Regions from separate parts of the Homo sapiens genome. Here all the other regions are linked to region 2. A link is a loop called in an ENCODE intact Hi-C map of the cell type or tissue named here. Cell type or tissue: endothelial cell of umbilical vein. All regions are shown on one strand. Each heading gives the region's core, and the rest is flanking DNA. Links, peaks and the distances in the headings are about the cores only.

The links. A loop is a pair of places that touch in the nucleus more often than their neighbours do. Peaks named below come from ENCODE experiments on the same cell type or tissue, not always from the same donor. Only the 100,000 strongest peaks of a DNase experiment are listed, where the experiment ranks them.
Region 1: a loop joins it to region 2, with 3 times the contacts of the local background. A loop is called at or near these places in 3 of 110 quality-filtered maps.
Region 3: it touches region 2 in a loop (22-fold over the local background); 12 of 110 quality-filtered maps call a loop at or near these places.
Region 4: a loop joins it to region 2, with 5 times the contacts of the local background. A loop is called at or near these places in 2 of 110 quality-filtered maps.
Region 5: a loop joins it to region 2, with 15 times the contacts of the local background. A loop is called at or near these places in 7 of 110 quality-filtered maps.
Region 6: it touches region 2 in a loop (11-fold over the local background); 56 of 110 quality-filtered maps call a loop at or near these places.
Region 7: it touches region 2 in a loop (9-fold over the local background); 3 of 110 quality-filtered maps call a loop at or near these places.

Annotation. Positions count from the first base shown.
Region 1 is chr4:20,040,940-20,045,457 of GRCh38, forward strand. No RefSeq gene overlaps it. Among named protein-coding and RNA genes, the nearest start is that of SLIT2, 210 kb to the right of the region's middle. In endothelial cell of umbilical vein, for the core only: no CTCF peak of the experiment used is centred there; a DNase peak (open chromatin) is centred at 2,032; H3K27ac peaks cover 2,067 bases.
Region 2 is chr4:20,246,289-20,250,806 of GRCh38, forward strand. No RefSeq gene overlaps it. Among named protein-coding and RNA genes, the nearest start is that of SLIT2, 3.4 kb to the right of the region's middle. In endothelial cell of umbilical vein, for the core only: CTCF peaks have their summits at 2,030 (motif pointing left) and 3,295; DNase peaks (open chromatin) are centred at 1,983 and 3,293.
Region 3 is chr4:19,307,250-19,311,767 of GRCh38, forward strand. The region is part of intron 2 of LINC02438 (long intergenic non-protein coding RNA 2438); the gene reads right to left. Among named protein-coding and RNA genes, the nearest start is that of LINC02438, 150 kb to the right of the region's middle. In endothelial cell of umbilical vein, for the core only: no CTCF peak of the experiment used is centred there; a DNase peak (open chromatin) is centred at 2,262.
Region 4 is chr4:19,789,252-19,793,769 of GRCh38, forward strand. All of the region lies in intron 2 of LOC105374511 (a long non-coding RNA gene), which reads left to right. Among named protein-coding and RNA genes, the nearest start is that of LINC02438, 330 kb to the left of the region's middle. In endothelial cell of umbilical vein, for the core only: a CTCF peak has its summit at 2,365; a DNase peak (open chromatin) is centred at 2,670; H3K27ac peaks cover 328 bases.
Region 5 is chr4:19,484,846-19,489,363 of GRCh38, forward strand. All of the region lies in intron 1 of LOC105374511 (a long non-coding RNA gene), which reads left to right. Among named protein-coding and RNA genes, the nearest start is that of LINC02438, 30 kb to the left of the region's middle. In endothelial cell of umbilical vein, for the core only: no CTCF peak of the experiment used is centred there; a DNase peak (open chromatin) is centred at 1,786.
Region 6 is chr4:19,222,902-19,227,419 of GRCh38, forward strand. All of the region lies in intron 2 of LINC02438 (long intergenic non-protein coding RNA 2438), which reads right to left. Among named protein-coding and RNA genes, the nearest start is that of LINC02438, 230 kb to the right of the region's middle. In endothelial cell of umbilical vein, for the core only: no CTCF peak of the experiment used is centred there; a DNase peak (open chromatin) is centred at 2,240.
Region 7 is chr4:19,506,384-19,510,901 of GRCh38, forward strand. The region is part of intron 1 of LOC105374511 (a long non-coding RNA gene); the gene reads left to right. Among named protein-coding and RNA genes, the nearest start is that of LINC02438, 52 kb to the left of the region's middle. In endothelial cell of umbilical vein, for the core only: no CTCF peak of the experiment used is centred there; a DNase peak (open chromatin) is centred at 2,298; H3K27ac peaks cover 384 bases.

The DNA.
Region 1 (4,518 bases), core at 384-4,383, 210 kb before region 2:
AATGAATGAAAGTCTTGAGGGAACACATCACCAAAGAGTATCTATGGATGGTAAATAAGCATATGAAAAGATGTTCCACATCAGTGGTCATCCGGAAATGTAAATTAAGACTATGATTATTGGAAATAATTGTCAATTTCCTAAAAAAACTAATCATAGTCTTAATTAAAAGATATGAATAAATTGAAAGTTATATTATACTTTCCTTTTTACTTATCTTATGCCTATAGAATATCCATAAAGCTTAGCATATAGACTATTTATATTCTCATTCTAATGTGCTACTTTATTTTTTCTCTGGAATCCTTGATGTAGTTGGCTTCCCTTTTTAATTGCTTCCAATCCATACTCCCTCTAACCTTCTTAAATAGACTATGACCTAATAGTCCAATATCGAAGTCACTTAATATGCTAGTAATTGCCATTTTGTGAAAAATATACATCCAATTGAACCTATTTATGTTTTGTATTTGTTTCAGATATTCCGTGTACCATTGCACTAACACATACCTTTTATTTTTCCTTTTCAGCATTTCTGAAATTAATGATAATGTGTTTGGTGATTAATTTAAGTTTTAAAACACCTTCTGGGTGTTTTATGCTTTTTATGAGTTTGGGGAGGAGGAATTAGCATGTGTGCTATACGGAAAATTTTTTATTTCTTTATTCTCTCTCTCCCTTTTTAAAAAAATTTACTGCTACATCAAATTTATACTACATATTCCCATACTATAAAAATGCCTGCTTTCCAATCTATTTCATGTGCTGGTATTATAAGGTGCACCGAAGGGTATTTCCCTTCACTGCATCATTTTGATAATCACTTCTGCCTCAATGCATGAAGGGGTTCTTTTGTATAATGGATGTTGGAATGTGTTGATAACTTTAACAGACAGTTGTTAAATTGAGCATACATTTAGACAGCAATTTGCACCGGCTATAACTACAATACCCAGTGTGCTACCAAAAGAACCTGGCATATTTCAGTAAGGGTGAACACTTGTAGTTCATCAGATATTAAATGACAAGATTGGTTTAACACATTCTATATATCTCATCTTGGTTGACATGCAACTATTTTACTTCTCCTAGAGTGCAAATCAAAATGACATCTATTACTGTGCTCACATTTCAGATAATCAAGGCCTACAATAATGGAACAAATATTGTTAAATGTGCATTATTGCAGCATTCACTTTCATCTTCATCACCATCATTAAATTAGTTGAAAGCATGAGCGGGGAGCATGACATTCCACTAAGTGCTTCCTGCCTTTTAGGAAACTATACCACTGTCTCCAACACCAGAGAAGTAACAGCAATTAATCTGAGTTAACAACTCCCTCCATCAACAGCCATCTAATATGATTTGACAAATATGCTTATGGAAATTCTTAGGCACTGGAATAGAGTTTTGATGTGTATTTATGTTTCCTTACTTATAAAAGGGTAACACCCCAAGATACAAACAGCAAAAATAAAGATCAGAGAGCTAAGAGTCATGGCTTGACAAATTTGCACTCCATTGCTCACTTGATAGTGGGCAGGCTGGAGTATTAATACCAACCCCAACACCACCCACCATGTTTAAGGAAATCACTGATACTTCTCCCTATCAGAAATTGTTTTGTCTTTGCTATGTGCTACCTCATTGCTTAATACTGCTTTTCTCCTTTCTTCACTCAGTAAAAATCTATTCATTCTGTAAGTACTGACATCTGGGAAACAATAAGTAAGTTGAAAGCACAAATGTATTTTACTTATTCTTACACTCCCAGTCCTTAAGAGGATAGCACATACAACATGGTTGTGCTGAATGTTTATTGAACAAATAATCAGAATCAGGCAAGCATAGACTTGAATTTTCGCTTCAACTTGACTGACTGTGTAAGACTGAACATTTTTGAGCCAAATTTTCCTAATCTGTAAAATCAAGAAAATAAAATTCGTCTCAAGGCCTTATAATTTTAAGAGATGTGTCCGTAATGTGCTTAGCACAGCCTAAAAACCTGACTCACTTTCCTTCCGCATGGTGCCTCCTTCTTCATTTCCTTTCTCATGCACATTCTGTTGTTATTGGAATTCCTCTTGAGTTTTCTTTCTTCCTCTTTCAAATTCTCAGAATCAGAGTTAGACCTTCTTCACACTCAAACAAAGAGAAAATCTCCTTTTGATATATAGTGTATAGTGTCCATCAACTCTGGGTTTATTGATTGGTAACCCTCATTAGTAGAGGTGGATTTCAAGTGATAAAAATCCTGCAAAACACAATTTATCAGAAACTCTGATTGCAGAGCACAAACCTGTAACAGTCACATGCTTTGATGCTATGAGTAATAATTTGCATACTTTATGCATCACGACACTCTAAATAAAACAAACAAACAAAACATTGATTTGATAACCACCCTACAGGGAACCTGAATTATCTGTCAATTTTCCTTATGATAATTTCCCAAAAATATTACCATAAATATAAGGAACAAGAGAGTATATGGCAAAGAAATGAAGAGAAAAAAGGGTAGTTGGTGGCAATCTGTTGGGGAGTTAGTTACTTTTAAAAGGATTATATTTTTCAAGATTTTGTTATATTTGTGGTGTTTGTTTTTATAAAGTTCAAATTTGTTGTATGTTTTCTCTTTCAAAATAAGTATTCATGTTCATACTTGATTCCTTTTAAAGCGGGTTAAATTGTACACATCTTGGCGCTTGCCTACAAAACTAGATCCAACCTCACTTAAAACTTTTCTTACAATTAGCTGCCTTCTTATTTAAATAGAAGGTACACATGTACAAGAATCACACATTCCCTGTGCACTTCTGCATTTCAATGCCTACACACTAGTCCAAACTTCAGATTTCCAGAGAAATGTTTTCCATCTTTTAATGTGACTATGAGACATCTCATTTTATTATAGTTCATGGTGACTGGCTCCCTCAAGCTTTACTTCACATGAAATGTCAACATTGAACATAAATACATGGAAAGTACATCTGGTCTGGTGGGATAGTATTGATGCTGGCTTTTTGGAAATTGTGAGTTGGGATGAGTTTGCTGCAGATATCCAAGCATCTGCCAGTTAATTTTGTGTGGTATATCTGGAAAGGTCCCATGCACACTGAGGCATAACTTCAAATACGTTTTTTTGGCTGTGGATTCCTGGGAAACAAGATGAGCAGACAGACAACACTGCCTAGAGTAATTAGGAACAGAGTGACTTGCTCTACATCCTCAGGAAATTGTTGCAAACTGGGAAGGCACATCCCCCAATTTGTTTTTTTCCTCTGAACATCCCTGTCTATTGAGAGGCAACAGCTGGCAGTGTAACTGGCTGGGCTGCTTGAGTTTGCACTAATATCATTAAAGAGTAAAATATTAATATACTCCTGTTAAAAGAAGTTACACAGAACTTATCCCTGAAAAGCCATCATTAATCTTCATAATGACCTTCCAAATAAGATAGAAAAAATGAACACATTTTATAGATAGGAAAATCTGGATAACTAGGGTTTTGTTCAAGGTCAGAAGTCTAAAAAAATACACACTGTATTTCTCATAAATTAAGTTTTTGCCATGATTGCCTCAATCCTATTCTCTGCCTGCTATAAGAAAGTGTTTTCTCTGCCAAACCGCATTTCTAGCAGAAATAAATACTTTATAAATCCATTCCCTTTGAAACTTGCATTCAAGTACAGTCAATCTTATTTTTAGAACATTTATGCATTCTTACTTTAAAAAATCATTTAAAGTTATCCTTATAAAGATCATATTTCTTCTTTACTGCCAAAAGATCACAAATGCCTACAGGGCAGAAAACTTCCTGTTGAACAAGGGAGATTAGATGAGACTTTCAACAAAAGATTAATTTGTCTACTGAAATACGGTTGGTATTGCTTAAGCTGATGATTTTCTTAGGAACCATTGCAATGAAAGCAATGTGACTTAATGTGTCCAGTTTAATGAGTAAACATGTTGGTACTACCAAAATGTATTAGATTCCATTTTAAATAATCATTTACAAGCAATATGAAGCAAGTGATAATCAATGGAAAATTGCAACAGAAATGGAGAATATGAAGAATTGAAAGAATGTGGCTACGTTTTTAAAAGTAAAATTCGCAAATAAAATAATCAGATCTTCTTCAAATTGCTGATAGGGCATAGCTTATACATCTAATTACAAAGATTGCATAGACCATATCACATAAACAAAGAAGCATTTGTCCTTACTGAAGAGGGTATTCAAACCACAAATTGCTCTGTAGTATGCTCCGAATACAGATAAGCTTGAAACTGCTTTATTTAGTCTTCATACACACACATCAAAATAGAAAATGGTTGCATATTTAAACATTTTAGACCCATTCCTATTTTAGCAAATTCTAGCTTACAATATGATTATGATTACATAGATTTATAAAACCTCAAATATCTCCAGTTATCACTTGGGATTTTTCTTCTTCCCTGATTTTTTTTGGGTGTGTGTGTGTGTGTGTACTTAATCAGGACTCAGATAAT
Region 2 (4,518 bases), core at 248-4,247:
GTTCTCATTAGTAGACATGTCTGACCCCAAAATTATAAACAATTGTTATGTTTTTAATTACTTCAGTAAGACACTTGTGGAAATGTGTTTTCTCTCTTTAATAGATTATGCATGTACATAATGGTCTTGATTTTTTTGACTATTGGCCTATGAAGCCTAAAGTGCTTACTTACTAGCTGGTTCTTGACAGAAGAAGTTTTCCACTTCTTGTACTAAGATACTAATGAGACTCTTTGTATGAGAAAATGGCTTTTTGGCCATCAGGGAGGCATTTACTTTGAACTATATTTTTCCAATAGTGGTTATGAACTGCCTCTGTTAATCAGAGTTGATTTTTATCTACAATATATAATATTTAGCTTTGGGATTTGAAAATATTTATTTTGAGTTTCTATTAGACTAGAGTACCTTTCTGTGTAATTTTAGCTTGATACTATGACCTTATAGGACGAAGGTCAACCTTTTGCAATCTAGCAGAAGAAGCCTGCAGGAGGTGTGAGAGGTTCCTTTCCTTTCCTTCCAAGTAACCCAGAAAGATTTTTCTTTTCTTCTGTGAAAATCCAGGATGCACATTATTAGACTTCGTAGAGTCAAAAGATTAGGACATTCAAAATCATTTACAACTGTATTTCCTTCTCCTCAATGGTTAAAGGAAATCGACAATTTAAAAATTTGAAACTCATAAAACTATTAAAATTTTTACCGTGTATTTTTGTTTGTGTGTTTTGATATTAATGTATTTTTAACCTGCATCGAGTATTAACTATCTTTTGCTTTACTTTTCCCACTATCATTTTTCTATTATCAGCATATTCTCTTTTGTTCTTGCTGGAGTATCTCACACATTTAATATTCAAATGTCACTTTAAACCACTGCACTCTTTCCTCCCCCAATACATCTTTGTCTTCATTTTATATAGAACAAGTCTTTGCTTGGTGTACTCAAATCATAGAATTTGAAAGGTAGGGTATTACAATGTTTGTGAAACAGAGTTTGGGATTGAATTGGAATTCTAGTGCCTACTTTGCTGCTTGCTAGCTGCATGAACTGAATGAATTCCTGTAAACCTCAATTTTCTTCACTATAAATCAAGGATAAAAATAGTATCCAAGTCAGAGGATTGCTGTGAAAATTAAAGAAGCTAAGATATATAAGGTGACCAGCCCAGTGTTTGGAACACAGACACTGCTTAATAAATATATTATTACTAATAACAGAAGGATGGATTTATGGTTCAACTGGTCTAATCCCAACAATGTATAAAGGAGGAAACTAAGGCGAGAGCTAAGCCGCATATCCAAAGCTACCCAAGCACTCCCACTTATCAGCAGATCAAGGTTTAGAACTTCTCCCTTTAATTTCACTGCATAATCAACAAGCAGTTATTCTGGCAGCGGGAAACCAACTTTACCTCTTCAAAGATTAGTTTATATTATGTGACACACATAGCACAAAACTAATTATATCTATCGCCACTCTTTTGTTCATGGGATACTGTAGGTCTGAGCAGGGCTTGATTATTGTAAGTTGATTTGTTCTTCTTGTAAAGTATCACCCTCAGCCCAGCCCTTCCCAGGACTCAATACAAGAAGTTATTGGATCATAGTAATAACTAAAGGAATATGTTATCTATTCTCATAATACAAATATAATATTTTAGAAAATTTCAGATATTAAAAGTAATAATGAAATACCCTTTATTTAATAAGCACCTAGCTCTATGCCAGGCCCTGTGCTGTTAGATTGAAAAATAATATCTTAATTTTCACAATAATCATGAGAAATAGGAATCAATGCATCCATACAAAAGTGGTATTAAACTGGAAAAAATCCCTATAAATATAACAGATTTTTTTAAAGGGTTGAGGCATATTCGGGCAGGTTGCTGATGTAATAACTAGGAAGCCCTTTCCACTTCTGAAGGCCATTTCCTTGGAAAATAAAACTAAAGTCTTATTGCCTCTGCGGAGCTGTACATCAAAATATTTTGGTGCCCCCTAGAGGTAATCAGTAATGTGCAATTGTCAACCCCCAGGAATGAGAAGCTGAAGACAATTCAGCAGCTGTTATCTATTATTCTTTGCTGCTTCATTCTCCGTACCAATGTGTCACAGATACAAACACAGAGCAGCTCTTGAGTAATGGATCTCAAATTTTAGTGAACATCAAAATCTCTTGGAGGGCTTGTGAGAACACAGCCTTCTGGCTTCTGTTCCCAGATTTTCTGATTTTGTGGGTTTGAGTTAGGGCCTGAGAAGTTGTATCTCCAACTACAGTCCTGGCGATTACGATGCTGTTGGTCCAGGGACCACATGCTGAGAACCACTCACCTAGAGAATCATCTCAAAGTCAAAGCTATGTCCAGAAGCAGGTCAGGTTTCAGTATCCTTGAAGTGCTGGTGCTGAGGACTCTAGCTCTTTACTGCTCCCTGTAGATGCCCTTAAGGAGTGTGTGCAGAGACATGACCATCTCCTGTATGAGGGTGATCATTCCTGAGGATCTATAGATTCCTTGATCCCCACGAGTTCCAGTGGATCTACAGATAAACAGTTGGGTGAAGAAGAATCAATTGAGAATTGAGGTCAGAGAACTTAGGTTCTGGTTCTAGCTCTGCCATTTAATAAGCTGCGACTTGCATGAAGACCAACATCCTCTACTGTAAGGAGTGAAATAGCAACCATCACTGTGGATGTAACTCTGTCAAATAGCTTGGAATTTAGTAGGCTTGAAACAAATTTTGGTTAAATCTTAATTTCCATTATATTAGGGTTCCATGTCTACGTTTCCAATACAAAGATATTGTGAGAAATATCAGATAATTTAAATGAAAGAAATATCAAATAATTAAAATGAACACATTGCAACAATGGAAAATAGTAACATGAAGGCAGTTAAATTCAAGGAATTAAGTTTCATGAATTTGATCAATGCAATTACTGTTACCTACCTCTGTTTAAAAAGACAGAGAACAATAATTTTTACTCTTCTTTATCTCTTTTTCGTAAATTCTCTTTTCTTCCTCCCTTTTCCCATATAACCCAACTTCACAACCTTTTTATTTCAAAAAAATGCAAAGTTTATTAGACATTTAATAACCTACACATTATTCTGATGCTTTTTATTTCTTTGCTGCATAGGTGATTGTCTACATTGTTTCCAAATTATTGTACGAACTGGATTTTTTTTTTTTTTTTGCAAGATAATAGGAGACTCGGATATTGGCTATAGTGGATTCCACTTCTGCTTAATCCAGGTCAGGATTTATGGAGACCTCATGTGGTGACAAGAGGCACCACAGAAGGCTTTCTTCAGGCTGGGTTTAACAGTGAAAGAGAAACTCAGAAATTCATATGGGAGCAAAATAATCCATAAAGAATTAAGACCTAGAAGTTAATGTTTCTGAAGCCTGCAAGGCCTTCAACAAACATCCTGCAGTAATACTAATGGAATAATACAGTAATATGTTAAAGGACAGGAGACCTGGTTGTTTATGTATGTATAAAATTCCCCTTATCAACTAAAAAGTTAATAACGCAAAAAATAGTAAGATATGCCTCTCAAGAATTAATTACAGTCTTTCTTTTTTCTGAATGAAATCCACTGAACATAGCTTCTTATTTAAATTGGCTTCAAATTTTAAAAAGATGTTTCTGTAGGCATGTTGCTATGTATGTTAGTTTCTCCTTGGTTTTACACAAAACAGAAAGTGATCAGAGATAGAATGAAACTTGAACTTATGTCTGTGAATTTCACTTATGCAACAATATCAATAATATTATTTATAAATATTTGGAATGCAGGATATGTTCTTGGAATTAAAATATGGAACAACAATTCTATGTGGTGCACAAAGTTGAACACAAACACCTCTTGTTGCTGACAAGATATTAAAGTTGTGAAATTAAATAAATTAATGTATCAGCAACCATATTTAACCACATAATTTACTGGTACACACTAAGGAAAATTCACTGAGGGTTGGGGGAGCTCCTTCCTCAATGACAGGTACTTGTTCTTTATCTCATTTTCCTTACAAGAAAATGTGACAAGGGCTTCTTTTTTCTCCTCCTCAAGGAAGTTACATAACAGACCTTTAAGCTAAAATCTAGAAGGACAAATGAGTTAATAAATGTCAAATGTTTTTGAAGGTTTTAAAAGAATAGAGCAATATAAATCTGTGGCATTAAAATGAGTAATCCTAAGAGTTCCAATTCAGTTATCAGATGGTACCCTGCCTTTGGGCGTGTCCTCGAAAAGGCTTACGTTTTCCAAGGCAGGCAAAATGAGGTAAGTAGGGGTAGCCATTATGAAAGGACATCTTAGAAAATGTTAACCAGGAAAAACGTTAATGAGGATATTGCAGAGATTTTAGGTTGAGCATACTCTTGAGTTAAAGAAATCGGTTACTTATGAGGAAACCTATTATGTGGCAGGCATAGATGCTGGAAATACAAAGAGTTGGACAGGTCTTGCTTTCAAGGAAGCTTCTAATAATTATACAAATAACTACTACAAT
Region 3 (4,518 bases), core at 316-4,315, 940 kb before region 2:
TGACTGAAAAAAAGCATAATTTTAAAGAAAACTCAGAATAATATTTGTTTGTCATAACTCCAAGAACCCAAGACTTAAAGAGAGATAATAACGCTTTGGTAACACTCACTTGTATCCCCAAATTTACTAATTCATTTTCTTTCTCTTTTTTCCTTTTCCCTTCTCTTTTCTTACTTTCCCCATCCTTTTTAAATTTTTTGATTGATTCCTTTTATTCTGTTTTACCTCCTGATATGGTTTGACTGGGTCCCCACCCAAATCTCATCTTGAATTCTCACATGTTGTAGGAGGGACCCCATGGGAGGTAACTGAATCATGGGGCAGGTCTTTCCTGTGCTGTTCTTGTGACACTGAATAAGTCTCACAAGATCTGATGGTATTATAAGGGGGGGTTTCCCTGCACAAGCTCTCTCTTCGCCTGCCACCATCCACATAAGATGTGACTTGCTTCTCTTTGCCTTCCGCCATGATTGTGAGGCCTCCCCAGCCACGTGGAACTGTAAGTTCATGAAACCTCTTGTTTTGTAAATTGCCCAGTTTCAGATGTCTTTATCAGCAGTGTAAAATTGGATTAATATACCTTCTCTCAATTTTAATTAGTTTTACTTTTAAATTGTTATAGTGTTACTGTTTTTCTCTCCCACCTATACTTTTAATGTCTTAAAAGCCAGGAAAGACCCCCTTATATGCACTCTTCCACACAGCAGTGATATTGATGCCTTAAATATTTATGGAACTTCATTTATGGAAAACAGAAGAAAGAAAATGTGGATTTCTAACAGCTCTTTAGGAGACTACTTCCTTTATTCACAGAAAGTAAAGGCATTAATAACTTTTCAGCCTTTGTGTGGCTAATTTTTTAGTTTTTTTGCAGTTTATTCAGGGAAAAGTTACTATTAAAAAAACAGATCAAAATCTGTTTTGTTATTCAGCTGTGGGGTTGAGGTTTAAATTTGCTACTTTCTGGAATGTACTTGAGTGGAAAGCCAAGGTATAGCTTGGTATCTCAAAGTTAATGCAACCTCATTTTTTTCTCAGTGAGGATAAATTAATAAAACTCTAGATATGGAGTATTTTTGGACTTCCGTTTGTAGAGGACAGATTTAGTTCAGAAATGGACACAATAACCAAATAACTACTAGGCGAATCACAGCTATTAAGAATTTTTTAAAAGATAGGAGGGTTCAGATAGGAAGTGAGACTAAGGTCTTGAGCTAAGGAACTCAGTTTTATATTGTCTCTTATTCACTCTAATACCATTACCTACAAGGTGCTAAGAACACAATAGTTTCTAGATTGAGCACATACTACAACCTGTAAGAAGAGATGGATGCTGAAAAGACCAGTTATATGAAAACAGCTGAAGACCTGAATTAAGGCTTTCATGATAGCAGTAGAAAGAAGGTGACAGATGGAAGAAACATTCAGAAAACCAAACAATTCAAGTGAGAAATGAAAAGGCTGATTCAAGTATGATTCCGAGGTTGCAGGCTTGAGTAACTGAATATTTTAACCAGAATTGATCCTCTTAATAGAATGAAAAACAAAACAAGATAGAGATTTTGGGGCTACAAAAACAGAAAGTTGAGTTAGGAAAATATTTAGTTTGAGGTTCCTTATTTTTCTTACATATTGTGACATTAATTTGAATTCATCATTTTAATTTTTTTAGTCCTTTTCAAATATCAGTTTTTCCTTCTGATTTCTGAGTTAATATTCCTACGTTCTATTATTATTGATGATGATAAATGTGAGAAACGGGACTGCATTAAAATGATCCTTCCTTGTGTTCCTACTTTATATGACAACATTCTACATGACAGTCGCATTATTTATGTTAATCTTACACATGTATTACACTGTGACTTTGCAGATGAGAAGTTCAGAGTGATTAATAGTGGAACCTAGGTCTTTATGAAATATACCATTTCTAAGGTCAATCATCCTAGTAAATATATCTAAACACTTTTCATAACCAATGAGATGCTGTAAAAACCTAATGGTAGACAGGAAGAGTCTCAATGTTTTAAGGATAAGAATTTGAGGCATGCAGAATACTCCTTCTGGTTAAATATATTTTATCTCCTTTCAAGTACATTTAATATCTTCTCCATTTCTTTCAGCTTTTACGAGCTGTCAAAATGCTGCCCACCTCTGCTGAGGAGGCCACAGGATGAATTGTGCATTCATGTTGTAAACCACTTAGAGCTTTCTGGGTAGAGTAACTGTTACCACTTGAGGGCATCCTGTCATTATGTTCTGTAATAGTCCTGAACTTCTAAATTCACCTCAAAACCATGGCTCTCTGACAGAAGAGACTAAGAAAAAGAGAGAAAAAGATCTTTGCCGGAAATGCTGAGGCAGCAATGAAAATGATAATTTACCATGCTAAATTGGTGTTTCCTGGAGTACTAGGTCAGTGAAGACTGTATTTCAGGAAATGCTAAGTCAACAGAAGAGGATAAGTGACACAGATAGAAGTTGATGGAATCTTCCTGGCAGGGACCAAAATAGGAACTCAGACACACCAAATGTTCTAAAAGTTCAAAAGGTTTTGGCCAATCAAAGGAGGAATCTGCATTCGAAGTTTCCTGAGTAGAGAAGCAAGAAAAACATCATTCTAACAGCATTTCTTAATATAAAGGTGGCAGTGGTTCTACTTTGAACCTATCAGCTATGGGAATGATATTGAAAATGAATGGCACATCAGGTTGGAAAATTTTAATTGATAGTTTAAACCTGGACATTAGGATTTTTCTTTCCTAGGTTTTCAACAGAGATGATCAAACAAATGCTTTAAAATATGTGCAAATATGTCTGAAAATTTATAATTGCTATTATGATTCAATAAATCTTTCTCCAGTGTTGAATACTAAATAAACATTATTCATGATAATTATGATGACATAATTGCCTTTGGTATTCATCTGTGATTTCAGGAAAAAAACTAACAAATAGATACTAGGAAAAGAGAAATATTTTGTCCTGAAGAAGAAATTATGATTAAAATTAGGGTGAAGTATATAAAGCTATACTTGAAAATATTAAACCAGTAGATTTTACTGATCCAACACAATCTATAGTTTTTGGCAGGCTCAAAGTACTTGTTATAATCTGTAAGTTTATAGTTCATCCAAGTTCTCAATTTTTCTAGCAGTCCATTACAGAATTAGAGTGAATAGTAATGATTTGTTGTACCAAATTACCTTTAATTTGTTGGGAGGGTAGTGGATATGAGATGACATATTTATGAATACAGCACAGGTACCAAGCCTATTTCCTGTATTTGAAGGAAATTGAACTTTTTTCTATTACATTGATGTAGGATGCTGCATATAGTGTAAAGCAGAGAGGATATGTTTTCAATGAGGAAGTCCAACTCAGAAGCAGTCTTAAAGCAATTATTTTTATTTATAATATAAAATATAACTCTTAAGTGAGCAGAGTTAATTATACGCACAGAAAAACTGGTTATTCTTAGGAAATTTGGTTCAATACCATTCCTGACAGTTTTTAAATGAAGGGATCATGAGTACTAGGTTTTTGTTTTTTTGGTTGTTGCTTTTTACGTTTGCTTTTTTCTCATGGTTTAATCCTTAGCAACAGTGGCTGCTTTTAGGTTATTAGCAGCCACATCAGGTCAACAAAGGAAAGAGCTATGTCAAGTAGTTATTAGTTTAGGACCTGTGTTCTTTAACACACTGTCATGATTGCTTTAGTATGACAAGATAGCGTCTTTAAAAGATCTAGAAATAAACTTTTCTCATTAAAGGCAAACTATCAATTCTCTCAACCAGAAACATTTGGCAGGGTTTGTCCAAGACCAAGCTGCACAATTCAAGTTTAGTCTTGGATTTCTATTCAAAATGAAGTTGAAGTTCCACACACACAGTCAAAATAATCCCCTGGGTCCAGAAACAGAGTCTATGACAGGTTGGATAAAATAAAAATTCCAAGTTTGGATTTCCCTGATAGCTTCAGGATGACAGAAAGCTCTAGGGGTAGGAGACTAGAAAAAAAGTCCGTTAGGGAGTTAAAGTCATTTATTGCAGCAAAACCACCGAGGGATAAAAAAAGAAAAAAGAAGAAAATAGAATTCTGGTGAGGTCTAGTTTGTAGTCAGTTTCAAACAAATCATGTGTGTATGTGATGTATAGTAAATAACTACCCTAAATTGATTTCCTTATGGGGAAAAAAAGTTGCCATCCAATAGATTTAAAAAGTATTATCAGAAAAAATGCCAGAGGAGATCATTACTATAAAATTTCCAATCATCTTATAAATGCAGGATAAAAAGCAGCTGATAGCAGGGCTAACTTCTTATTCATCTCAGCAACAAGCTGTTCCTGTTCCGTGAAATGGAGTGAAATGAATGCCATGGCCTTTTTAAGCGGCACAGGGGATCTATTTATTGGGAGAAGAGATTTGCTGAATAACCATAAAATGCAGAGATAATTTTAGAAGTCAGCTAACAGCTTTGATGTGGAGACCCTCAGAATCCACCTGTCCATAATATCT
Region 4 (4,518 bases), core at 254-4,253, 460 kb before region 2:
ACAGACAAACTTGGCATCAAACCCTGTGTCTTCATTTATTAATGCTGAAAATTTATAACGTTCCTTAACTTCTAAGCCGGAATTTTCTCTGAAAATGAGTAGGATATGATCTATTATGGAGCACAAACATTGCTCTAAGGAATAGATTAGACTGCACATGGAAAGCGCCTAGCACTGTGCCCAGCACCTAATTACTCCCCAACAAGTATTAGCTTCCTTCCCCACTCCTTGATTAAACCAGTGCACAGTGGCTCTTTAGGAGTCAGATTATTTATAGGAATAATGCCTCCATGCCACTATTTGAATGCAAGACAATGCTGGTTGAGATAGATCTGGAACCCAGCTAAACAGACAATATAATCTCGGAAAGCAGGTGGGCCAGGATGGAAGGGACATGGGAAAATTAGGGGATTCTATTCTCCTTCTTAACCAATGTCTAGGAAACGCTCTTCTTTTTCTCCTCAGGCATAAAGCTTGAACATGACTTTTCATTTTTTATAATTTCAAGAAAAACCTAGTGGGTCCCAGTGGGAACTATCAAAAGGAATTAAATTGTTATGTTTTCCAGAGTTAGAAAATAAATGGAGAGTAGGTGTATATAAAGATCTTTTTTTTGATATTTTTGTTTTTTCCATGTGATTAGTATATATTATGTAATTCTGCTACAGCATCATTTTCAAACATTCACTTAATGTCTCATTAGCAAGGCCTGGGAATGTATTTGGCTCCTTCTGGCATTGCCTGAGCCTAACCTTCAGGTTAGGCACCCATTGATTTTAGCTTCCATTGCTCTGTGAAACACATCTGGGTCCTTAATTAACAATTCTCTAAGTTGGAGACAAATTTGCTATTGCTTGAACATGTCTGATTGAAAGCACAGACATAATGCTTACAAAATGTTGGGGGGAAAAAGTAATTGAAAGTAAGATTATAAATTACTCTTGGCTTTAGGCTTCCCTGAAGCTATGGAAAACAAAAAGCAATTATTTATATTTGGAAATGGAATTAGTCTTTTTTTTCCTGTTATCTAATCAATGCTTATATATTCTCTCAGCCTGGTTCTCTAGTTGGTTAGGGAGCTTGAACGGAGACCCCACTTTTCTCATGCAATCTTTCCCACTTTTCTTCATTTCTTTCTCGTTGGAAATTTTTCCAAAAATGACACTTGTTTAGCACACAAAAGCCTTCAATATGTCAGGCAAAACAGTTCAATACCTGTAATTAGTGACCTTGTTTTATTCAAGTCTCCATCACAAAAGAAATTTGATTGTATTAACCCTCTTTTTTGGTAAATGCAGAATATGAAGCATCTGCATCAGGCGTTTTTAAGTACATCCTGAAAATTCAGAGAGGTCTACGCTTAATCACATGTAAGCACACATGCAGTTGGTTTTCTGTATTTTGCAATAATGTTTGAGGTTTTACCTCTGTGATATGAATGTACCTTTGTCTTGTGTATATTGTTTGGTTTTCAGTAATTCACTTGGACACTAGCAGCATAGATACAATACTGCAGATTCAAAACACTTCAAAGTATTTCATTTCATATGTAAGATTAGGTTGCATACATTTTCTGCCATGATTAGGGTAGTTTCCACAAATCGGCATCTCTCTATTTTAACTCTACACAGCAGGCAAACTCTCTAAACCCAAAGGGGAAAAAAAAGCTCTTTCTTCCACTCTTTACATATTCTTCTCCATTATCATCTCTGGCCATCTACAACCCAGAAGCTGAGATTTAGTCAAAGTTGGCATCCCAGGAACTGTGTGACACAAGTCACTTAACATTCCTTGGTTTCAGAATCTTCATTGTTAAAATGAAGAGGCTAAACCAGCCATAACATGGGGTTTCCTTGCTTATCCTCCAGCATGGGGGTCCTCAACTCCCTGGGCTGTGGACCAGTACCAGTCCATGGAATATTAAAGGAACCGGGCCGCACAGAGGTGAGTGACAGGCCAGCAAGCATTACTGCCTGAGCTGAACTCCACCTCCTGTCAGATCAGCTGCAGCATTAGATTCTCACAAGAGCTCAAACACTGTTGCGACCTGTGCACACAGGGGACCTAGGTTGCATGCTCCTTATGAGAATCTAATGCCTGAAGATCTGAGGTGGAACAGTTTTATCCTGTATCCATTCCCCCAACCCCAAAAGTGTCTTCCACGAAACCAGTCCCTGGTGCCAAAAACGTTGAGGACTGCTGCTCCAGCACACTCCTCTAATCATGCTAATCACGCTGCTTTTGAAAAAAAAGTCCCTTTCTGTTCTCCTCACTGGACTGAGGATTGAGGGACAACGGGTAGACCTTTCCAGTGATTATTTTATTCTATATACATCCAGCTCACCTCTGCCTCTAGTGGCCTCAACATCATCCTCCTGCCCCAGTGCCCTTCATCAGTTGCAGCATTTGAAACCTCAGGAAACACACAATAAATGTTTGTGAAATGAATGGTTTCAGATAACTCTTCCTCATGCAGAGATTCAATTATTGGGGTGTTTCTAGGAGGTCAATGTCCCCCCTTCAGACACCCAGAGAAAGACTAGTGCAACACCGAGGACAAGTTTGGCAGGACTTCATTTCCTTTTATTGTTTTGTTTTGTTTTGTTTCCTGAATATTACAAATATCTTCACCTCTCTCTCTACTCTTTCCCCAGTTTTGGCCAAATGCCAAAAAATGCTATGTATCATGGCCTGTAAAATGCTAATACAAAGTCATTTTTCCCAAGGGAAAGTTAGGAGGAGATAGTATTCTTTCACTTCCATATGATAAGGCACTGAGGACAGCCTTTATGATTAACAACAGACCAGTTTCTTTACCCACCCCGGTCTCTTTACCCAAAGATCAGTTTCCAACTCCTCAAGTTGTTATTTTTAGTCCAGCACAAGTTTCACCAGTTCAGAAATTGCAGGAAGGGGGCAATATAAAAATCCCAGTAGTGCCAAACATCTCAGATTTCTTCCTTCAAAAAAAAGAACATCAGGAGTCGGATGCTTGCCTCAATTGTTTTCTTGTTCTAGACTACGGTATCCATAGATGCTGTCAAAACTCTCTTGTAATTAAGAGGCTATCTCTGCAAAGACCAGAAGGACCCACTCGTCCTGCTATTCCTTTATATGAGTAAAACCACTCTGCACACAGCCTCCTTAGTATTGGGAAGGGAGTTAAAAAAGGAAAAACATGAAAACTGCCAGAGTTTGAAGGACTCAAAAATTTACTCCTTTATTTTTTCTTATGTAAACTACAGAATCAATTGAGAAATAGGTTTAGAAGTTAGATATTAAATTGTTAGGTCTGCGGAGAAATGGGATTCCATTCTTTGAGTGGACTCTCAAACTGAAGTTCTGTGCCATGGTAGGAAGAGCTGGACCATAAAAGTTCTTCTTCACTTGGACCTGACACTACAACTGAAGCATGGATGAGGGGAGAAAGTGTGCTCCCTGCAAGTAGGCACTTCCTACCAAGAAAGAGTGATTATTGGTATTTCTCAGACCCCTGGAAGGAAACAGAATCTACTCCAAATAGCTCACACATAAGGATTTTAATGATAGAACTGTTTGTAGAGGTGAGATTAGTGTTTGGGAAACAAAAGATGGGAGGTGACAGGAAGACTAGCAAAAGTGGGAAGCTGTTACCACCATAAGGGCTTAAGGGACAAGCAGAAAATTATGTGTCTGGCACACAGTAAAGACCAGGGCCTTAGAAGAAGAGCCACCTGTGGAAGATACATCTGTAGATAAAACACAGCTACTTCCAGAGAAATGGGATCAAGGTGGGTGGGAAGGAGGTGAGAAACAGTCAAAGAAAATAAATACTGAGACACACTGTCTCTTGTGCTCCAATCTCCTGTTGTGGGTGTCATTGGTCAAAGCCAACAAGAAGCCAGAGCATCATGCCATCCACAGGGCTCATTTGCCTGCCTTGTCTTCACCCACATTGGCACACCGCAGGGTAGAGGAGGGTGAAGAATGGATCTAGCAAGAGCAAATAATGGCTTATTAGAACATCGACCAATAAGAAAGTATACATCCACTGGAAGAAATGGATAAAGAAGAAAAAAATGGGAGGGAGTGCAGGAATTTTAATGGACTTTTGTTTTTCCCACTTGGAAAGATAAGGATCAAGGTGACTTTACAGATATTTCCAATGCTTCAGTTTTCTCCAGACAACCCAACTTGCCCAGCCAATCATGACATCCCCCAGGATCTTTCACTGATCCAGGCAGTTCTGCAGACCTTCTTTGTGCATCCCTAGTCCCAGTACTTGAACAGCTCACTTTTATTTCATTCCTTTGCCTTACACAATTTGAAGCAGGCTTAATTGCTAAGTGCCACCAAGAGTCTCTTTCCTTTTGGCTCATGCAGGTTGTTTCTCCATACTTGCTTTTCTCTAGCAGACCTCAAAATTCACTGCTTCTGTCATTATGCAGTATAATGTAGTGGTGAGGAAATGGAAAATGATGTCAGATGCACATGCTTCCTATAATGTAACTATTGGGTTTGCAGTCATCTAACCCTTCT
Region 5 (4,518 bases), core at 255-4,254, 760 kb before region 2:
CCCAGAAATAGAGCCTTAAAATATTATTTATAGGTAAGAGGTCATGTTACAATCAAATGCGGAGAAAATACATTGCTCACTAAATGATGAAAGAAACATTGAATTTTTTTATGAGAACATAGTTCTCTACATTATATTATGGACCAAAGTAAATTTCACGTATATTAAAAGTATAAATATTAAAATCAAATTATCAGACTTTCAGAATAACATGTAGGACGATAGATTTTTGTTAGTAGCAGAATGAATTATTTCACAGAAACTGAGAACAAGTCATAAAAATTAGACTCTGGTAAATAAAATAAATAACTCCTACCAAAATGAATACACAAATTCAAAATATGAATCATAGGCTCAGAGAAGATATTTGCAATGTATATTAGACAAAGATTTAGTGGCCACAAAACATTACACCATTCTGCATGTTGTTTTTGGAAACAAACATCCCTTCTCTCACACACAAACACAAAATGGTTGAAGCATTTATTAGATACTTCACATAATAATAGAATTAAGTGAATAAAAATTATGAAAAAGTATACAAATTTACTAATAATCACGGAAAGGTGAATACAGACAATAAAATACTTATATCTACAAAATTTAAACAATGATGATAACAAGGTAGGCTATTGTGTGGAGAAAGTCTTATAAGTTAATAATTTGTGGAGGCACATGCCCTATAAGCCAGCTGTTCCACTTTTTGATTTAATCACTAAGAGAATGTACCACGTATCTACATGTATTAACTTCTGAAGGTTGCCGTAATAAATTAAAACAAACTGGGTGGATTAAAGCAGTAGAAATGTATTCTTTCAAAATTCTGAAGGCCAAAAATCTGAAATTAAGGATAGTTCTTTGTGGAACTCTGAGGGTAAGTCTGTTTCATGACTCCCTTCTACCTCTGGTGGATGTGAACAATTGGTGGCGTTCCTTGATTTGCAGACACATCACTCCAGTCTGGCTTTGTCTTCACGTGGTGTCCTCCTCTGTGTGTGCTCTTTGTCTAATTTCCCTCTCTTCTTACAAGGACACAGTTATTAGATTAGGGTCCACCCTAATCCATTAGGCCCTTGTCTTAACTTGGTACATCTGCAGCACCCTTATTTCCAAACAAAGTCATGTCCTAACATTCTGTGTGAAAATGAATTTGGGGGGACACTATTCAATCCAGTACACCACACAGAGAAAAATGTATAATAAAGTTTATCACAGCCCTCTTTGTCAAGGAGAACAATTTAAAACAACAGAATGTCCACTTATACACTAATGGATAAAAAATAAGGGCAAAAGACATATAATGGTTATACAGGTGTTAAAACCAGTGACTCAGACATATGAATATCAAAGTTGATAAATATTAAAAACATATTGAGTGAAAGAAAGAAATTGTAGGATATTCGACAGTTTTCTATCTGATATGTAAGAATAATGAATACACAACAAAACATAGTGTTTAATACATATGAAATAAAATATACAAATATGCAGTGTTACCTGCACATCAGTTTTAGGTTAGAGGTTATCTCTAAAGTGGGAAAGGGAAGAATGAGATCAGGAGTAAAGAAATCCTTTGAATATATTTATAATATTTTTCTTATTTAAAGGAGAGGAGATTTGGAGCAAATGTGTTGAAATGTTAACATCTGATACAGTTGAATGGTCAGTATAGCGCAGAGTTTCTCAACACCTGCACTACTGGTATTTGGCACAGGATTCTTTGCTGTGTGGAGCTGTCCTAGGCATTGCAGATCATTTTGATGTTTATCAGTTTGCCTGGCCTGTGTCCACTAGATGCCAGTAGCAAACCTTCCCCTCACCCCCAGTTATGACAATCAAAAATGTTGCCAAACGTTTTGTTCTGTGGATAAAAATCAACTCCGGTTTAGAACTACTGGTGTAGAGTATTCATTATATGTTTCTGTTTGTCTTTGCACATATTTAAAATATATTATTGTATATTGTGATAAAATAAAAATGTATTTCTTGCATACTAAGTTTTAATAAAAAATAAAGGTAATTATCAACATATAAACATATATAATATAAAGTATGCCATGTCATAAATTCAAGATATAAAAAATACTTACATAATAAAGAAAATTTGCAACTAACTTTGAGCTGTTTAAGATAGGCTACACTAAAGAAAAAATGTGTTGGTTTCACCTTTAAAGATGTGTAGTATTTTATAAGTTTGAGAAGTGTGGAATACCATTATAAGCAGGAACGGCAAGGGAGCAGAAGCTACATAATTATTTTACAGAATAATGAATTCTTCTGTGAAACTGAAACATAGAGTCTCAAATTTTCATGCCTTCAATGGCAATAGCATATGTGTGTAGAGCAAATGGTTGTAAGAAATTTTAGAACAGTGCGGCCTACAACAGATTGGAGAGGGCACCGAGCAGACCATGCAAAACAAGTTTGAGGGCAGATTCAGTCCATATTTTTAATTGCCCTTGTCTTAAAATGTATGGAGGGAACTACTAGAAATATGCTGGCAAGAAATAATTGATACCATTAAGAAACAGTCATTTAAATTAATATTCTTGTAGAATGTTGACACGTTAAAATTGCTTGAGTAATATACAACTTCATGGATTAGACATTTTAATATGATTAATATATCAATGCTCCACAAATTAACTTGCTGATTAAATGCATTGACAAATATAATTCTGGCAGGATTTTTGAAAAATTGGCATGATGACTTTGAAAATCCATATGAAAATGCAAAGTATCAAGAACAAATTTGGAGATCTCATACTGCATGTCTTTGAGAGGTATTGTGAAGCTATCTGATCATGAAGTGTGATAGTGACGTAAGAATCATCAAATAGATCAGTGGAACAAAATGAACAGACCAGCAACAGAGCTACACTTATTCAGTCCTTTAATTTTCTACAAAGCTTTCAATATTATTCAATTTGTATCAGTATTTGTCTTTTCGACAAGCGGTGGGATAAATAGATACTATAACTTGACGATCTTTACATTATAATATATACAAAACATAATTCAAGACACACCATAGACCTTAACATAAAAGCTAAAACCATAAGGTTTTTAGAGGAGAACATCAGAATTTCTTTGTGATTTGGAAATATGCGAAAGTATCCCAGACTAGAAACAAAAAACAATAATAACAAAAAAACTGACAAATTAGGCTTGATCAAAAATTTAAAATAAATCTTAAAATATTTTCTAAGAAAATGATTCCATTAAGCAAAATAACAGGAATGTTACAGATCTAGAGAAAATACTTGCAATACATATATGTCATACTGAGAACTGGTATTGAGGATTTTACGTAACTTCTACAAATCAATGATAATAAGATTCAAAATGAGCAAAGAATCCAGAAACTCCACAACAAAATCTACAGAAATAGTCAATAGGCACTAGAAAATATGTCTATCACAGTAATCTGGGAAATGACAATTAAAGGCATAACTGGAGAATCATCAGCAATAACAATGACATATTTTGAGAGTAAGTGGATCAATTGATATTCTCACACATTTCTGGGAGAAATGCAAAATGTTAAACTCTTTTAGAAACAGGTTTGGACATTTTTATTTATTTATTTTTGTCAAGGACTGTGTTCTCTATTAGAGAAAGATCAGAAAAGGGTCTTTTGTTTCTGCAACACTATGAATATTTTATGTATACCATTCAATAACTTTCCAGCAGCAGTTGCTTTTAACATGTTAATTTAATGCTGAAGGCCATGCCCATTATAAAATCATGTACTAATCTCTGGTGTGTATTTGAGTTTTTATATATTCTGAAGAGTGTCCCAAGAAATGCACAATTAGAACTACAATTAAAAATTCTCTGGGTAAATAATCATATGTCATATCTGTGTTATTATTTTTTATCTATATACTATGAAGAATTTTTGTTGGATAAAACATGCATGCTCTTTATTATATTCATATAGATAAGGTATGTTAACTATTTACTTAAAAGTATTTGCCTTTTCATAGACTCAAATACCAGGAGGGCAAAAATTGTGTCTTGGTCACATTTGTTTCCCAGTGCTTAGAAGAATGTCTGGCATATAATAAAAACCCAATGAATATTTGCCAAATGAAGGAATATGACAACCAGAATCGAATAGCTGCAAGACTATAAATGTTTATGAGTTATCTGTGTCTTCATTAAAAATGACATTTTAGGAGGCCATGTGGCTTGCTGAATATCTGCAGTTAATATATACTATTTTGCAAGAAATTATAAAATATTTTTTACCTTTGTAGATTTTTTAAAGTTTAAATTTTTCTTCAAATATTCTATAGAGCAGGAATTTGTATTTGCATCTTTTAATAATGCATGCTAATTACAATTTAGGGACATGAAGGCTTATATAAATGCTGAGTAAATTTTATATGTACACATTTCCCATTCAAATGATTTTCATAGCTCATGGGGCATTCAGTTAAACGCAATCACTCTTTATGTTTCATGGAAATGGAATGGGATCTGAGAGAGATGCATTTTTTTCCTCACCAATTC
Region 6 (4,518 bases), core at 257-4,256, 1.0 Mb before region 2:
CCCTGTCTCTACTAAAAATACAAAAATTAGCCAGGCGTGGTGATGCGCCTGTAATTCCAGCCACTCAGGAGACTGAGGCAGGAGAATCACTTGAACCAGGGAGGCGGAGGTTGCAGTGAGCCGTGATTGCGCCATTGCACTCCAGCCTGGTCGACAGAGCAAGACTCCGTCTCAAAAAGACAAAAAAAAAGAAAGAAAGAATTTCTTAGAACACACTGGCATATAAACATTAGGTATTTTATTAAGCACTATGCTAGAAGCCCGGGATACAATGGAGAGCAAAATAGTTATTTTTCTCTTTTTTCACTTGGATAACTTTATTTATTAGTGTAATTCTCAATCCGTAAAGTTCACCATTTGAAATTGTAAAATTAAATGAGTTTTGCACAATTCAGAGTTGTCCAACCATAACTGATAACTTTCTTCCCTCCCAGCTTTACCGGAATAGAATTGGTATGCCAAAACTGCATATAATTAATATATAATTAGCATACCATTTGGTAAGCTTGGACATATGTTTATATTCCTGTTACCTTCACCACAATCAAGGTGACAAACGTACCCATCACCTCTAAAAGTTTTCTTGTGTTGCTTTGCTTTTCATTGGTTTGTTTGTATTGAACACTTAACTTGAGATTTACCCTCTTAACCATTTTTAAGTGAGTGATACTTTATTGTTTACTATAGGAACTATGTTGTTCAGCAGATCTCTAGAACTTACATAACTTTAACTTTATACCCATTGAATAACAGCTCCTCATATTCCCCTCCGTTCACTCCCTGGTAGCCATCATTCTATTGTCTACCTCTGTAAGTGTGACTATTTCATTATTATTATTACTCTTATTATTAATTATTATTATTATTATTTGGAGACAGAGTCATGCTCTGTTGCCCAGGTTGGAGTGCAGTGGCTTAATCTCAGCTCACTGCAACCTCCGCCTCCCGGATTCAAGCGATTCTCCTGCCTCAGCCTCCCAAGTAGCTGGGATTATGGGTATCCACCACCACGTCTGGCTAATTGTTTTGTATTTTTAGTAGAGACAGGGTTTCGCCATGTTGGCTAGGCTGGTTTCGAACTCCTGACATCAAATGATCCACCTGCCTCAGCCTCCCAAACTGCTAGGATTACAGGCGTGAGCCACCGTGCCTGGCCAGTGTGACTATTTTAGATACAGTATTTGTCCTTCTGAGACTAACTTATTTCACTTAGCAGAATGTCTTTCAGGTCTGTCCATTTTGTTGCGAATGGTAGGATTTCTGTCTTTTTTAAGGCTGAATAATATTTTATTATGTGTTTATACCATAGTTTCTTTACTCAATTGTCAGTGAACATTTCAGTTCCTTTATCTTGGCTATTTTCTTCAGTGCTACAATGGACATGGAAGTGCAGATATTTCTTTGAGATCCTAATTTCGGTTCTTTTAAACATATATCCAGAAGTGGGATTGGGATTCCTGGGTCATATGGTAGTTCTATTTTTAATTTTCTGAGGAACCTTCATACTGCTTTCCATAGAGACTGCACTGTTTTACATTCCCAACACAGTGTACAAAGTTTCCTTTTTATCCACACAGCCACCAACAACTATTATCTTTTTTGTTTGTTTTTATAATAGCCATCTTAAGAGTTTGGTGATATTTTATTGTTGTTTTTATTTGCATTCCTTGATGATTAGCGATATTGCACAACTTTTGATATACCTGTTTGCTGTTTTTATGTCTTTTTGGAGAAATGCTTATCCAAGTCCTTTGCCCATTTATAACTGTTTTTTTTTTTTTTTTGCCATTGAGTTTATAAGAGAAGCACTTCTAAAGAATTCTTGCAGAAGGAGATAGGGAGGAGAGAGAGAGAGAGGGGAGAGCTAGAACTATAATGAAATACAGTATGTCTGTATTTCACAAGGTAAAACATGTTTATAGTCCTACAGCTTACTACTGTGATTGTTCTTATTTCAACATTATTGTGCTATTTCAGATATAGCAAGTCTTTTTAGAATGACTTAGAAACTTGAAACAAATTGACTTGATGCTATTTGCCTCTGGGAAAGTGGGGAACATTACTTCCACATTAACAATATCTTTTTAAGGTAAGTAATAAAAGTTAAATTAGTGAACACTAGATGGCGGCATTTAAGAAAAATTAAATCAGAGTAAGTTACTGCGCCACATTAAAAAAAAAATCAGATGTCTCTCACAACAATGACTTGTTTTTCTCATTTATTTGTTTGTTTTGTTCACTATTTGAAATAAGATTTTAGAAGTCTGGAGAAAATATTAAATAGGTGGGAAGGTACTAAAATGTATTTTTCTTGTTTTACAGGTAGAACTCATTGAACACTTGACTCCTGAATGTTCAGATCTATGTTTGAGTTGTTCCGCTAATCCTAGGAGAGTGATTAAAGGTCCACATGTAGTATAAAAGGACCAATGTTTAGGTAGGTGTTTGCTAAGAGGAAACATTTTTGAAAGAAACTTGTTCTGAGTGTAATGCCAGGCATTTAGGCACCAATGATTCCAGAATTTTTTGTTTTTTAAACATACAATAATGGGTAGAATTAATTGAGTGCTTAGGAAAGTCCCAAGTACAGGGATACAAACTTTACATATATCACCTCACTATATCTTTCTACAGTCTAATAAGGTAGGTATATTTTTGGTCCTGTTTTGTAGATGAGGATTTGGAATTTTAGGTTTACGAACTTGTGAAAGCTTATACCATTTTAAATGAGAGTTGAGTTTCAAATATGAAGTCCACATTATTTTGAGTCTAGACTGAGATTTTAACCATTCCACAGATTTTCACAGACCTCAGATTTACAGATTCCTGTAAAATGCACAATTTTGAAACATAGGTATAGCATCAAGCTAAAGTTAAATGTGACTTTGAAATGGGTTGAACTGCAGAGAGGTACCAAATTCCTTACAAACAAACAAACAAACAAAAAAGTAAACTTTTGGACTCATGATCCACAGAAAATATTTGACTCTTTTGATTTTGTTATATCAGAAAATTCAATTAAAATTAATTTTATTTGTAGTTATCTTAATTGCTGTTTTGGATAAACTCAGATATTCATGTAAATTAATCTCTAAAATATTACAGAAAAAAATTATATATTTTGTCCTTAAAAGTAAACAATTGATGAGATTCAAATAAAAGGAAATAATCAAATTACTCTTTTTAATATAGATACAAGTCACACGGCGTAGACGTTTGTTACGTTAAATTACAATATCAATCTGTTGGACCACTTAAAAATATATAATGTCTATAATATAGACATTATATATAATGTATATAGTATGTATTATATATAATGTATATAGTATGTATTATATATAGTATATATTATATATAATGTATATAATATATTATATATAATGTATATAATATATTATATATAATGTATATAATATATTATATATAACGTATATTATATATTATATATAATGTATATTATATATAAAATATTATATTTATATATAATATATACATTATATATAAAATATTATATTTATATATAATATATACATTATATATAATATATAATGTATACACATTATATATAATGTATAATGTATACATTATATATTATATATAATGTATATTGTATACATTACATATATGTAATATATATAATATATATTATATATAATATATATTACATATATGTAATATATATAATATATTATATATATTATATATATTATATATATATTATATATTATATATATATTATATATATTATATATATATTATATATATTATATATTACATATATATATAATTTATATATATATTATATATTACATATATGTAATATATATATATTTTTTGAGATGAAGTCTCGCTCTGTCGCCCAGGCTGGAGTGCAGTGGTGCGATCTCCGCTCACCGCACGCTCCACTTCCCGGGTTCATGCCATTCTCCTGTCTCAACCTCCCCAGTAGCTGGGACTACAGGTGCCCGCCACCATGCCCAGCTAATTTTTTGTATTTATAGTAGAGACAGGGTTTCATCGTGTTAGCCAGGATGGTCTCGATCTCCTGACCTCATGATCCACCTGCCTCGGCCTCCCCAAAAAATTTATTTTATCATAAGTTGATGTAGACAATGTGAAGAATATGGAAGACAAAAATGTTATTAAAATACACGTACTATTACCACCCCATAAATAAGCTTTGTTCATATGTGGTATATTCTTTTTTAGTGTTTTCTTGATGTGTTAACTGTGAATGTAGAAAACACAGATGCACAGCTCCATAAACACAAACACACACACATCAGATGCACACCCATATGTCTGAACATTGGAATAACTTGGAATATAAAACTTTAGGTACTGTTATCTTTTTTTAATTTAACATTATTTTATATGCATGTCCCTTGGCCTGTAAATACTCTTTGAAAAACTACATAATGTGACATTGTATTCATTTAACAAAATGTATTTAAACTTTCCCATATGGGTGTACACTCAAGTTATTTTCTGTTATTCATTGTAATAAATAATTGA
Region 7 (4,518 bases), core at 159-4,158, 740 kb before region 2:
AATAAGGAAAGCATGTAATTATTATTAAGGGAAGAATAAATAGAAATTAAATGAACAGTATATAAATTATTGATTAAAATATATAAGATATAATTGATTATTTACTTATTGTTTTATTTAATATATTGAGTACCAAATAGGTCAAGGACTTGGCTAGGCAATTTTAAAAATGTTATTTTATTTTTATATTTTAAGAGCTTTTTAAAAGAAGAATTTTAGGTTCACACCAAAATTGAGAGGAAGGTAAGACATCCCATATACTCCCTCTCCCTATATGTTCATGACCTCCCTCATTAACAACATCCCCCAACAGAGTGGTGCATTTGTAATAAATGACAAATCTATGTTAATACAACATTATCACTTAATGACCATAGTTTACATTAGGATTCATTCTTCTACATAGATTTGAGACCAGGTAATTTTAATACATTATCTCTTAATTTTGAAACAGCCACAGTGTAACTTAAGCTTTGCTAAAATAAATGATATATTTAAATCATAAAACTGACAAGTGATAAACTCACAAGTGACAATAACCATTATCTTTCATTGAGGTCATAGTGCAAGGTTGGTACAAAGATAAATCGGCTATTTATATTACCTTGTTTAATCCTCATATTAACCTTATAAGAGAGGTGTTATTGTTTCCATTTTAAAGATTAGGAAACTGTGGTTTATAAATGCTAAGAAACATGCAAGGATCACCCAACCATTAAATGATAAAGCTTGTATTTAAACCCATGCCAACAAAAGATGTAAATCTTACCTTTAAAATGTGAGTTATTACAGCAATCATATCTATCAGAAAAGCAGAATTTCTGTGACTAACAAAGTATAAGGGTTTATTTTTAGGAATTAGACCTTACACAATTATGGGGGCTGGTTAAGAAGTCTGTGTGGCCAGGCGCAGTGGCTCATGCCTGTAATCCCAGCACTTTAGGAGGCCAAGGTGAGTGGATCACTTGAGACCAGGAGTTTGAGAACAGCCTGGTCAACATAGTGAAACTCCATCTCTACTAAATACAAAAATTAGCCGGGCATGGTGGCACATGCTTGTAATCTCAGCTACTTGGGAGGCTCGCTTGAACCGGGAGGCAGAGGCTGCAGTGAGCCAAGATTGAGCCATTGCACTCCAGTCTGGGCAACAAGAGCAAACTCTATCTCAAAAAAAAAAAAAAAAAAAAAGAAGTCTATGCAACAGCATTGTCTTTGCATTTGGTGTTGGGTGGGCCTGAATGATCCATAAGTTAGCTGGGGCATCTGATGGGTAGGGTAACTCAAGTGTAGGAGAGCAAAGACCATCAGAAACTTATGAAGTCATACATCTTCACAGATACCCACATCCGTATCTCATGATTGCCAACTCTGATGGTGCAGGTGACCTGCAAGAGAATTTGGCACCTTTTGCCATGGAGCTAATTACATATCTGGCCCAGGATTTGCAGAATTTGAAGGGAGAAGCCTGGTAAGATTGGGGGTAGCTGTGGGCCAGGCAGCTTTCCCTCACTCAGCTAACTGTTTCAGTACATTAATGAAGACACGTGCAAGATGTCATGGTGCCTATCACACTATGTCTGTCTTCTGAGTGTCAAACTGGTTCTTCCTTCATCTCTTTCCAAAAATCTTGCAAATCTCTCTGTATGCATCTCTCACTTGGAACCACATAGAGAAGAGAATTCTACAAAAAGTATCAGTTGAGCTAAGTTTTATCACCACAGGGACCTAGTGAGAATATATCATGAAAATACACACATGTAGGTGCATGTGCATGTGTCTGTGTGTTCACTTTTGACATTCGTTTTATTGATTTTTTTCCCCATTAGTTGTGAGTTTCTTCAACTCTTACTTTCCTCAACTTCATCAGCTCTCTTAATCATAGTGGTTTTCAGCAACGCCATGATTAGAGTGGGACTACTGAATGCAGTATTTTCTTTGAAGAGCAGAATAGCCATAATAATAGAATTTAAAATAACATAATAATTATTATTCAATTGTCCAACCCAAATAACAATAATAAATAACCCAAATAACAATAAATCTCTAACCCAAATAACAATAAATAAAATTGTTGCATAGTTTCACTTAACAGTTCCTGGAAGTAAAACTGCATCGTATTTTGCATTGACACGTCCAATCAATCTGTAGTGGCTGTTGAAAGTGCTGCCTCAAGACAACCTCTGAAGAACATATGAGGTCAATGGGCTTGAGGGTGATTAATTACCAATGCGTTTCAAAGATTCTAATCAAAGAGTGAGTCACATATGCTGCACAATAGATATTGCATTCACACTTTAAAAAACAATCATTATACATAGATAGCTACCGTCACCCATCTCATGCCCTGGTTATTAGTAATACAGAAGTCCTTCCTGTGACCTGAATACTTTGCTTCTACTAATGCAGCCTAAATTTGCCTTTTCTTTTTCAGCCACAAATTACATTAAATCCCCAAGATTGTAACTGCGTGTTCTGGTTGCAAACAAGGACTTTGTCATCCTATACTTAGTTGAATTTCTGAAGCAAAGCAAAGGACTCTTTATATTGATTTTGTAAGGGAGATACTATTGTTCCCATTTTATGGATAAGGAAATTGAGGCGCCTAAATGCTAAGTAACTTGCAAGCATCACTTAACCAGTAGATGGCAAAGTTTACATTTAAACAAACCCATGACAACAAAAGGTTGGCATTTTATATATTTCTATGTGTCTGTTTTGACCCATTGTTTCAGCCTGTTGACAAACATTTTGAATATCATAGTGATCAACTGGATATTTTTTAGATGACCTATCTGTCTGAGCCTGCTAGAATGAGTTTTTGCTTTCCAAGTAAAAGTGTTTTAAGCAGTTCTCCATAGCTATAAGAACACCATTCTGTCATTTGGTTCTCCCACTTCTTGGTTGACCTCATATGTTTCCTTTTTTTTTTTTTTTTTTTTGTGAGACAGAGTCTCACTCTGTCACCCAGGCTGGAGTGCAGTGGCGCAATCTCAGCTCACTGCAAACTTCGCCTCCCAGATTCAAGCTATTTTCCTGCCTCAGCCTCCGGAGTAGCTGGGATTACAGGTGCCTGCCACCACGCCCAGCTAATTTTTGTAGTTTTAGTAGAGACAGGGTTTCCCCATCTTGGCTAAGCTGGTCTTGAACTCCTGACCTTGTGATCCACCTGCCTCGGTCTCTCAAAGTGCTGGGATTACAGGCATGAGCCAGCATGCCTGGCCTATTTCCTTTCTAAAAATATTTAAGAAATTTAAGTAATTTTTAAATTAATATCCACTTCCTTGAGGTTCAAAATCAACATTATACTCTGACATCTCGCTTTATGTATGAATTTTTGAAGGGTAAGGCCTTCTTTTGTTTTCTTTCTTGAAATGCATATCCTTCCTTCTTAAGTTGTTTTTGCACTTTCTCTTTTACATTAGCAAACCTTCAGTGATTAACACTGAACACTATGTAATCATCCCCTGATCCATATAATTGGGGCATTCATTATATTCACCACATAAGGTTGTTGAGATGATAAAAGCACAAAATAATTCATGTAGCACGCTGAATAGAATGCTGAAAATGCTCACTTTGAGTTAACTCTTGATTACTAGTCATGTGGCTTATCTGTTCTTCAGATATCTCTTTTGATTTTTGTCCAGGTCCCTGAAATCATCTCTTAGATAATTATCTTTTGCTTCTGGCCCTATTACTTTCTTCTTTCCTCACTGTGTTGGACACAAAGTGTATCAGAGTGAGCATAATACCAGAAAACAGGAAATGTGTAGGGTGATCAATAGGCTTGAAGGGATAAAAGGCTTACTGCGCCTATTAATTTTAAAAGGGGAAGATACCAGCTCCCTGCTACACCTAAAGACATGAGTGAGAGACTTCTGGTCATCACAAGGAAGGTCTGGAGTTGCTATCTATGCTCAGAAGCCGGAAGTGTTAAATGCTTTTCACTGAATGGGATGTTTGGCCTTAAGTGCCATGATAGTCAGGTGAAATCAATGCAATGAGCAACACAGCAGAAGAATCATGAGGGTTACTTGGTGGGGATATGGAGCAACAGGAATAGTGGGGCTCATAAGCTATATTCATATGCAGTCTGGAAGCATTTTATATGGATTTGAAATACAATATCATAATGTAATATAAAGCTATAATCGGTTGTGCCCAATTTGAAAGTATGTGATATCTCCCAGATCTTCAGAATTTATCGAGGAATACAAAATTTCCAAGATTACAATTTAGATAACTTATATACTGTACTTTAATATTATTAAAAGGAAGTGCCATTTATATGGCAAATAGAAATACTAACAATCCTTGTTGGTATTACTTGAATCTCACAGTTATTTCCCTGTGTTGAAACTTCTGCAGATGCTTTGGTGATGCAAGCTCTGTGCTTACACTATTATTATAATTTAAAATCTTCTTAAATGTTCTACAACACTGCTGTGTAAAAGCTAGAGATAATGCAGTAAAATGCACTAAGAGATCAATAACCTGGAAAGGAAGTTAAATAACATA